Linked DNA regions of Homo sapiens: all the other regions are linked to region 3. Evidence: chromatin contacts called from ENCODE Hi-C or POLR2A ChIA-PET data. All regions are on one chromosome and are shown on one strand. Each heading gives the region's core, a stretch centred on a gene start or an enhancer-like site at or near the end of the contact. The rest is flanking DNA. Distances are from core to core; before and after follow the strand shown. Region 1 overlaps DRAM1 (DNA damage regulated autophagy modulator 1). Region 2 holds the start of PMCH (pro-melanin concentrating hormone). Region 3 holds the start of WASHC3 (WASH complex subunit 3).

Region 1 (2,772 bases), core at 34-2,533, 150 kb before region 3:
CTGCATTTGCATAACAAAAGCAGTGGTTTTACTTAGATGGTGTGTTCATTTGAGGTGCCTTGGGAGGGATGAGTAGAGATTATCAGGGAGCAGGGAGCCTAAAAACCCCAAACCACCCTTGGCACCATCATGGAACGAGTCACGTACTTTGGTTTTTTTTTTCAATCATATCATACCGAAGTTTATTGATGACATCAAACAAAAATTTCTGTAACAAAAAAGGCAGGGTTGGGTGCGGTGGCTCACGCCTGTAATCCCAGCACTTTGGGAGGCCGAGGTGGACGGATCACGAGATCAGGAGTTCGAGACCAGCCTGGCCAACATGGCGAAACCCCGTCTCTACTAAAAATACAAAAATTAGCCGGGCGTGGTGGCACGTGCCTGTAATCCCAACTACTTGGGAAGCTGAGACAGGAGAATTGCTTGAACCTGGGTGGCGGAGGTTGCAGTGAGCCGAGTTCATGTCACTGCACTCCAGCCTGGGCAGCAAGAGTGAAACTCTGTCTCAAAAACAACAACAACAAAAAAAGAAAATTGTATATGATATGTATCCTATAATCTTCACTGCAAACATGCAAGACTGAGATGATTATGCCCATTTTTAGATACAGAAATCGAGGCTTTGCAGTAAGGTCACAGAGCCTCATGGTGGAGTCAGGACTTTTAATCCAGGTGTACCAGACTCTGAAGCCCACCATACTCAACCCTCCCACCTGTAAGGCAGACCTCCTTTCCTTGTCCCATGAGCCCAGGTTCGCTGTGGAACAACCAACTTTTTGGCATTAATTTCAGCACCTGGAGGGCTTTTCTTTTGGTAGTCAAACAGCCACATTTTCCAAGAAGTGGTGCATCTGTGATGACCAATGGCTCAAAGCAGCCCAGAGTGAGAGTGCTTGCGGTTCGATGTTGACAAACCCACCCAGAGTAACACACATTTATGACTTTTTCTCCAGGAGTTAGCTGTGCCAGTGGTTCATGACGGGGGCGCTCTTTTGGCCTTTGTCTGTGGTGTCGTGTACACGCTCCTACAGTCCATCATCTCTTACAAATCATGTCCCCAGTGGAACAGTCTCTCGACATGCCACATACGGATGGTCATCTCTGCCGTTTCTTGCGCAGCTGTCATCCCCAGTATCCTTTTTCACATTTGTGCCTTGTTAAAGGAATAAAACATTCAGTGACACTTGTTAAAGAAGGGTAATGAAGACTTTATAGGGACCGCTGCAATGAGTTCTGACAGCAGGGCGGAGAGATTGGGCTCAACTCTGAATACAGCATTGGCAAGTGCGAATCTATAGCCAAGGAGTAGGATGAGGTCAGTGAATGGAAAAGTACTAAAAGGAAACCTCAAGGATGAGGGGGAATTCTGGCCAAACCAACCTAACAGGATTCTTATTGAGTACTGGCCATGTGATCAGACATCACCTGGGAAGGGTGGAGGAGGAGGAGGAACCCAATCAGATATTGAGTGTGATCAGATATGAGGGTGGGGGGTCCTTGCTAAACTGACTTAGCCAGGGTTCTTTGCTAAAACTGGATCTTACAAGGAAGTGCACAGATGGACCTAGGAGAAGTTTCAGGGGCTTGACTAAAGTTCAGCCAAGCAAAGGATCTTTGTCACCGTGTCTTAGCAAAGCTTGACACTTCCCTTCCCCACAACCAAAAAAAAAAAAAAAAAAAAAGCAAAGGATAACAACCAAGTTTCCACATTTTTTCAGAAAAACAATTCGGATAAAAGTGTAGATCAAGCTGGGCGTAGTGGCTCACGCCTGTAATCCCAGCACTTTGGGAGGCTCAGGTGGGTGGATCACCTGAGGTTGAGAGTTCAAGACCAGCCTGACCAACATGGAGAAACCCTGTCTTTACTAAAAATACAAAATTAGTCAGGCATAGTGGCACATGCCTGTAATCCCAGCTACTTGGGAGGCTGAGGCAGGAGAATCGCTTGAACCCGGGAGATGGAGGTTGCAGTGAGCCGAGATCACACCATTGCACTCCAGCCTGGGCAACAAGAGTGAAACTCCGTCTCAAAAAAAAAAGTGTAGATCATTAAGAAAATGTCTCAACATTGTCTAATTAGATCAAAAGTCTCTTTGCGGGGAAGAATGGTATGAAAGAAGGGTGGAAAATGTAGGAACACTTTAGTCTCTGTTTACTTTCCTTCTCACAGGGCCAGTTTCATGAGCCATATGAAAATATTTATTTTTCTTTGTAGTGCTTGGCTAAAGACACCAAATATTGATATTGTACTCAAAGTAATAGCCCCACGAAGTCCCTCAAGGCTAAACTCTCCCCCTCCCTGCACGTCGTAGGTGGCAAGACAGTTTGATTTACTCATTCATGTGAAGAAATTTCTAAAAAGCTCTAGATCACTTATTACTGAGTAAATTAAAATATGTTTAGCCTTTTCTTTTTATAGTCACTGATTTCATTTTCAAAATGAAATCCATTTTATTTTCTAACTCAGCAATCTGAAAGGAAATGAAAATATAAATTTAGCGTGCTTGTAGATTCTGATTTAGAGGAAACGAAAGCTTTTTCTTTCCCTTTTTCTTTTCTTTAATGAAGTATTTAACAAAGAAAAAAAGCCGTGGTCTTAAAGAGTTGCAGAGTTCCCCATCTTTCAAAATACCATCTGTAGTCATATCAGAGAAAGCTTCAGGGTCATTAAACATTGATGACTAATGTCAGATTGTAGGAAAATCGGAACTATGTTATCGGCGGCAATTTTGTTAGTCTGGGTTGAGTTACGGTATAAAGTGGGCAAGATGG
Region 2 (2,723 bases), core at 15-2,514, 140 kb after region 3:
ATAGTAGCAGTATGGGCTTCTCCTCCCATTGGCAATTAAATGCTTTTATTTTCTTCTGAAAAGATGATGTGGACCAACAGGTATCAGACTTGCCAACAAGGTCGGTAGACTCTTCCCAGCATACATCTGAGCACTGAAGGAAGAAGAAAGTTTAAATTGTTTAAAGGACTATAATTATCACACAAAATTTATTAAGAAAAAAAGAATGGATCTAGTATAACTAATTCTGAGTAAACCAAAATGATAATAATTAATTGTTGCTATTTAATCCCACATTTTTGGCAGGTGTAATTGAGCCATGGTCTTATTTGATTTTGTTATGATTGCATCCAAATTCACTTTAACTCAGAGTTCTGTTTAATGGTGGTAGGATGTAAGAATTGAATTTTGAAAAGACTACTCACTGTCAAAATCTCTCCTTCCTATAGGAAATTTAGCTGAGTTTTCTTCATCCCCAATTTCTCTCTTTTCTTGTGTTGATTCAGTATTCTGAACTCCATTCTCAGCTGGGAAAGCTACAGATCCTTTTAGTGCAAGATAAGGTTTTATAGCCAGATTCAGTGGCAGACCATGATTTAAGAAATTATGTTTGGAGCCTGTGTTCTGTAAAGAGAAGGTTGATTTGGTTTTTAGCTATCGTATTCGGAGTGGAACTATAATACAATTGTATAATATTCTTGTTGATCAATTCAAAGTTACTCTGCACTGTTTTTGACTTTTTAAAAATACCTTAGATGCAAATTTATAGGAGAAAAAACACTTTCAGATAAGAGGTGTTTGCTGGGATGGAAGAACTACCTGGCATGTAAGAAATATCGTCAGTCGTCCTAATGCATATTGTGACTGTTTGCATATACTTCTGTTTATAAAAGTATCAGTTTTACTTTTCAGAGGATTTGTAAGAATCATTTAAATTTTCATTGAAATAAACGACAAGTCACATTGCCACTTACCTTTGAAACTTTATTTTCCTCTTCGTTCATGAAACTGCTCTCATCATTTTTATATTGTTCCAGGGAAGGAGCAATAACTGATTTTTCTGCAGTGTCTTCCTTCTGAAAGCCTTTCCCCAACCTGAATGTATTAAATACCATGTCATCATCTAAATTTCTTATGGACTTGGATGCTGAAAGTAAAATACCTTGAGAAAACAAAGAAAAAGTTAGTATTAATATATAGGAAGAGAGATTCATTTTTGCCATTCTTAGTTTGATGTTTGCATACAGTCAAACAAGAAAGAAAATGAAAAATTTCTCTGTCAGCCTGCTTGGTAAACGATTCTGTATCTTTATATATTTTCTAGCTTGAATAGAAAGCACTTCAAAGAATTATACTTTTCATCATTTTAGAAATGACTCATTAGATTGAGGCTAACCTTTATGCAGCTGCTAATACCTACATTGTTTTGGTTTTAGTGACACATTGTTTATTTTGAGTGTGAATTTTCTCAGAATCTGACTAAGATCCTTGGTAGAATGCTTTCTGTTGAGTAGATTATAGTCTCTTGAAAATGGGTTGTTATTAAGGAAGACCACAGGACATCAGGCTCTCTCTATATTATTGTTTCCTTTTGTGTATTTTCTGATTAAGTAAAGATATTAAAACTCAAGTTATTTCACTCAAGGATGATAAGGATAAAGTTTTATTTCCTTTTAATCCTGATTAAACTGAAATAATCCTCAAAAGAGACTTTCTTTTATAAATACTTGATATAGTTTTTGGTGATTAAAGTACATATGCCTGTCAGTGTGAACAAAAAGCCATTCATGCTATATCAAAAATTGACCTGTCAGGTGTATTTTATCTCTGCATTTACAAAAGGATAATATGTACAAATATTTATTAATGAATTTAGAAATTAATGAATTAGTCCATGAAAAGAATATTTATGTGCCCATAAACATTACTTTTGGATGATGAGTTTATGTTGTATGACTTTTAATTAAACATTTCAGAGTTAATTTCTAATTTTGACCCCAATGAATAAGATAATACATTCTTTTATATGTCTTCTGGTACATATATGTAAGAATTTTTCTAGAGTATATTTCTCAGTATGGAATTACTGGATCATGGAGTATGTATATGTTCAGCTTTACTAATGCCAAAATGTTTTCCAACATAGTTGTAAGCGATTTGTGCCCTCGATAAGCAGGGTATGAGAATTTCCATTGTTCCATGTCCTAGCTGACTCTTGTGTCTCATTGTCCTTTTAATTTGTATTTTCCTAATTACCAAAGAGGTTAAGTGTCTTCCCATATGTTTCTGAGCCATTTATGTTTCCTCTTATGTTAAATGCTTTTTTTTTTTTTCTTTTTTGGCTTTGTCCATTTTTCTATTGGGTTGTCTTTTTCTAATTTATTTATGGGAGTTCTTTATATATTCTGGATATTAATTGTTAGTTATATATGTTTCAATTATTTTCGCTCAGTTTGTGACATATTTTCAACCCCTCTGGTGTCTTTTGGTGAACCAAACTGATTAATTTTAATGTTTAAATATTTTTCTTTTTTCTTTATGGCAACTACTTTTAATGTGTTGTTTTTTTTTAGAAATCCTTCTCAATCCTTAGATTATTAACGTGTTTTCATATATTTTCTTCTAAAAGTTTAAATATTTTGACTTTCATGTTTAGGTTTGTAATTCATCTGTAATTTTGTGTATGATATAAGATAGAGATGTAATTTTACTTTTTCCAATGTCCTTATATATTTCTTGAAGAA
Region 3 (2,961 bases), core at 422-2,921:
AACAAAAACAAAACACTGAGTTTCTCTGTTGTCCAGTCTTGTCTCAAATTCCCGGGCGCAAGTGATCCTCCTGCCTCTGCCTCCCGAGTAGCTGGGATTACAGGTGCGCACTGCTGTGCCAGTTCTGGTACCTAATCCCTAGTTGGGTACTTAATCCTTACATCACAAGTCATTTGCAGAAAATATTTTCATTTCTATAATCATATTTGATGCCAAAGTTATGTTTCTAGGCTATCTCCTCTAGCCATCTTTTAGATCCAGAATGTAAAATAAATTTAAACAATGTGGTTTTGGGGTACGGGAACGAATGACAAATTGCAAAATAAAAACTGTTTTCAACTGTGAAATTTTAGAAGCCGGGCGCGGTGGCTCACGCCTGTAATCCCAGCACTTTGGGAGGCCGAGGCTAGTGGATCGCCCAAGGTCAGGAATTCGAGACCAGCTTGATCAACATGTTGGAACCCCGTTTCTACTAAATATAAAAAATTAGCCAGGCATGGTGGCGCATGCCTGTAATCCCAGCTACTCAGGAGGCTGAGGCAGGAGAATCGCTTGAACCCGGGAGGTGGAGGTTGCAGTGAGCCGAGATCGCGCCACTGCACTGTAGCTTGGGTGACAGAGTGAGACCCTGTCTCACAAAAAAAAAAAAAAAAAAAAAAAAAATTAGATTTCCTATTGTTCCCTTTAATCGCAATAAGCCTGACTGACCTATCTCACAGGGACCTCTAGAACACTAACTCAGTAGAGGAGGGGTGCAGGATTGATTTTAACAGAGTAAAAGAGAACCTAAGATGTGTTAACACAATTGGGTGATGAGAGGTCACGGTACATGAATAAAGACTGTAATTCTTGTTTTACTCCATTTGTCAGTCTCAGCAGTGAAAGGTGATTTCCAGGCGACTCTATAAACCAGTATCACCGGACCTACCTCCTCACAAACTGTAGAAAAGCGGTTGAGGAACTGTACAGTGTGCACCACAAATTGGTTTAGAAAAGCCACCGTTCTTTTCTGTTGAATAGCTGGCACCTGTGTTACGTAAAAACAAACATGGTTCATACAGGAGGAACGTACACAGTGCAAATCTTTTCATATTTGGACATAATCACGAGGCACTTTGCTGTGTGATATGAATTTCTTGAAGGACTGGGAATAGTCATTAACTTGTTTCCTAAGCTGTGGGTGGGGTGTCCGAAGATGACAGAGGTGCACAAAAGTTTGAGAACAGGCTCTAGACTCACTGGTACGAATTTTGGCAGGCAAAAAGCACCACACATAAACACACACAAAATCTTGGGGGCTGAATAAGAGGTAGGGCTAGCTATCGCAACCGGCGTGTGTCGCCGGCGGCAGAGAGACAAGCGAGATGGGAAGCGACAGTTGGGAGATGCACACCGTCTCCTTAATCAGCTCAGGAGGGACCCCATTTCAAGGTGGACTGTGGGGCTCTCCCTCCTGAGGCCCCACAGGCCTGTCACAAGGGCCCGAGGCCGTGACAGGGTGGGGACTCGGAAGGTGGGTGTCTCCCCGGAAAGCTGCGTCTTCCCCATCCTCCTCCCGGCTCGTCGGGAGTCTAGCACCGTCTTTTACAAACCTTGGTCAGGTCTATGCCTGACCCCATGAGAGGAAGCCCGTCCTCATCCATCTCCTCAGCGGGCGGTGGACCCCGAGTTCACCCACAAACCCCTCCCAGATGGGGCCCGCCCAACCCGGTAATCACGTCTCAACTTTCCCCCCAAGTGCCCGCCTCCGGGGCCCTTCCCGCCGGAAGAAAGCTTCTCCGCTCACTAATCACTCGGCGGCTTCCGGAGAGCCCGCCTCCTCGCTCGGCATTCTGGGATTGGTAGTTTTAGTCCAGATTGTGACGTCAATTTCGGGGTGGCGCGCGGTGGTGCAAGGATGCAGTTAGAGCACTGAAATCTTAGAAAGGAGGCAACAAAACAAAACAAAAAAACAAAGCCAGAAGTTGCGTCCTTTTGAGGTTATCCCTACTTAGTCCTGTCTGTTATATAATAACTCCGTCATTCCTTGAGCAACAATTTTTTTTTTGTTGTTGTTAATCCTAAGTGCCATATACTCTGCTAGGCTTTTACTGGGAAAACAAAGATTGAGTTTGATTGCTGCACGGGAGAGGTTTATGCCCTGAAGAATGAGAAATAAGACCTACTTCCAAAGCGTGTGTGTGTGTATACACACAAGTTCTCGCTATTTCCCCAGGCTGGTCTCGAACTCCTGGCCTCAAGCGATTCTCCTGCCTCAGCCTCACACGATTCTCCTGCCTCAGCCTCACAGAGTGCTGGGATTACAGGCGTGAGCCAACGCGCCTGGTCTTCCAAAGGTTTTTAAAACATGAAATAAAATGTCAACTACTAGATGTGAGGCACAAACCTACGGAAGTGACTGCCACTTACAGGGAGCATCAAAAAGATGAAGACCAAGACTGCAGTGGGCAGTTTTGTTTTAAAGATGGGGGGTCTCGCTTTGTTACCCAGTCTGGCGTGCAGTGAGGATCATAGCTCACCTTAGTCTCAAACCCTTTGGCTCAAATGATCCTCATGCCTTGGCCTCCCTAAGTGCTGGGATTATAGGTGTGAGCCACTGGCACCTGGCCTGTTGGTTTGGTTGAAGCAAATAATCCCATAAATGGAGAATGGTAGGAAATGAGGTAAGAGTGTTACTGGTGGAGGGTGTCCAGGTTCTTTTGAACAAAGAATTGGACAAAACGCACAAATCAAGGAGAGAATGAACCAACAAAAGCAAAGATTCATTGAAAACCAAAGTACGCTCCACAGTGTACTGGATACAGAATCTTCTTAGGTCCAAATACCCACTAGAGATTTCCCATTGGACACTGGTGTTCTCCTCATGCAAATGAAGTGGTGGCCCACAATCAGTCTGATTGGTTATGGAAAGCAACCAATCAGAGGCTGAAGTAAAATGACAAAGGTCATACTCCTATACAA

The links. A loop is a pair of places that touch in the nucleus more often than their neighbours do. ChIA-PET counts read pairs that join two places held with the same protein, here RNA polymerase II (POLR2A). Pooled maps may share reads with other maps.
Region 1: a loop to region 3 is called in a pooled map, with 2.6 times the contacts of the local background. The contact joins the enhancer-like site here to the promoter of WASHC3 in region 3. A Hi-C loop is called at or near these places in 4 of 168 maps with a recorded cell type or tissue (B cell, OCI-LY7, PC-3 and 1 more), 12 of 37 single-sample maps with no recorded cell type and 14 of 50 pooled maps. POLR2A ChIA-PET finds 5 or more read pairs at or near these places in 6 of 52 experiments (AG04450, GM10248, GM12878 and 3 more).
Region 2: a loop to region 3 is called in a map of naive thymus-derived CD4-positive, alpha-beta T cell, with 7 times the contacts of the local background. The contact joins the promoter of PMCH here to the promoter of WASHC3 in region 3. A Hi-C loop is called at or near these places in 1 of 168 maps with a recorded cell type or tissue (naive thymus-derived CD4-positive, alpha-beta T cell) and 9 of 50 pooled maps. POLR2A ChIA-PET finds 5 or more read pairs at or near these places in 1 of 52 experiments (activated CD4-positive, alpha-beta T cell).

The regions. Positions count from the first base shown.
Region 1 is chr12:101,907,233-101,910,004 of GRCh38, forward strand. DRAM1 (DNA damage regulated autophagy modulator 1) reads left to right here. Exons shown (of 7, transcript NM_018370.3): 4 at 954-1,131. Among named protein-coding and RNA genes, the nearest start is that of DRAM1, 31 kb to the left of the region's middle. Within about 2 kb of position 1,284, at least 3 of the 41 ENCODE cell types and tissues checked have a DNase peak (open chromatin) inside an H3K27ac peak, as active enhancers do.
Region 2 is chr12:102,196,569-102,199,291 of GRCh38, forward strand. PMCH (pro-melanin concentrating hormone) reads right to left here and starts at 1,265. Exons shown (of 3, transcript NM_002674.4): 1 at 954-1,265; 2 at 405-603; 3 at 1-133. The coding sequence starts at 1,202. The coding sequence ends at 84. PARPBP (PARP1 binding protein) reads left to right here. Exons shown (of 11, transcript NM_017915.5): 11 at 1-952.
Region 3 is chr12:102,060,320-102,063,280 of GRCh38, forward strand. WASHC3 (WASH complex subunit 3) reads right to left here and starts at 1,672. Exons shown (of 7, transcript NM_016053.4): 1 at 1,593-1,672; 2 at 929-1,027. The coding sequence starts at 1,643. RefSeq lists enhancers at 1,331-1,380, 1,391-1,590.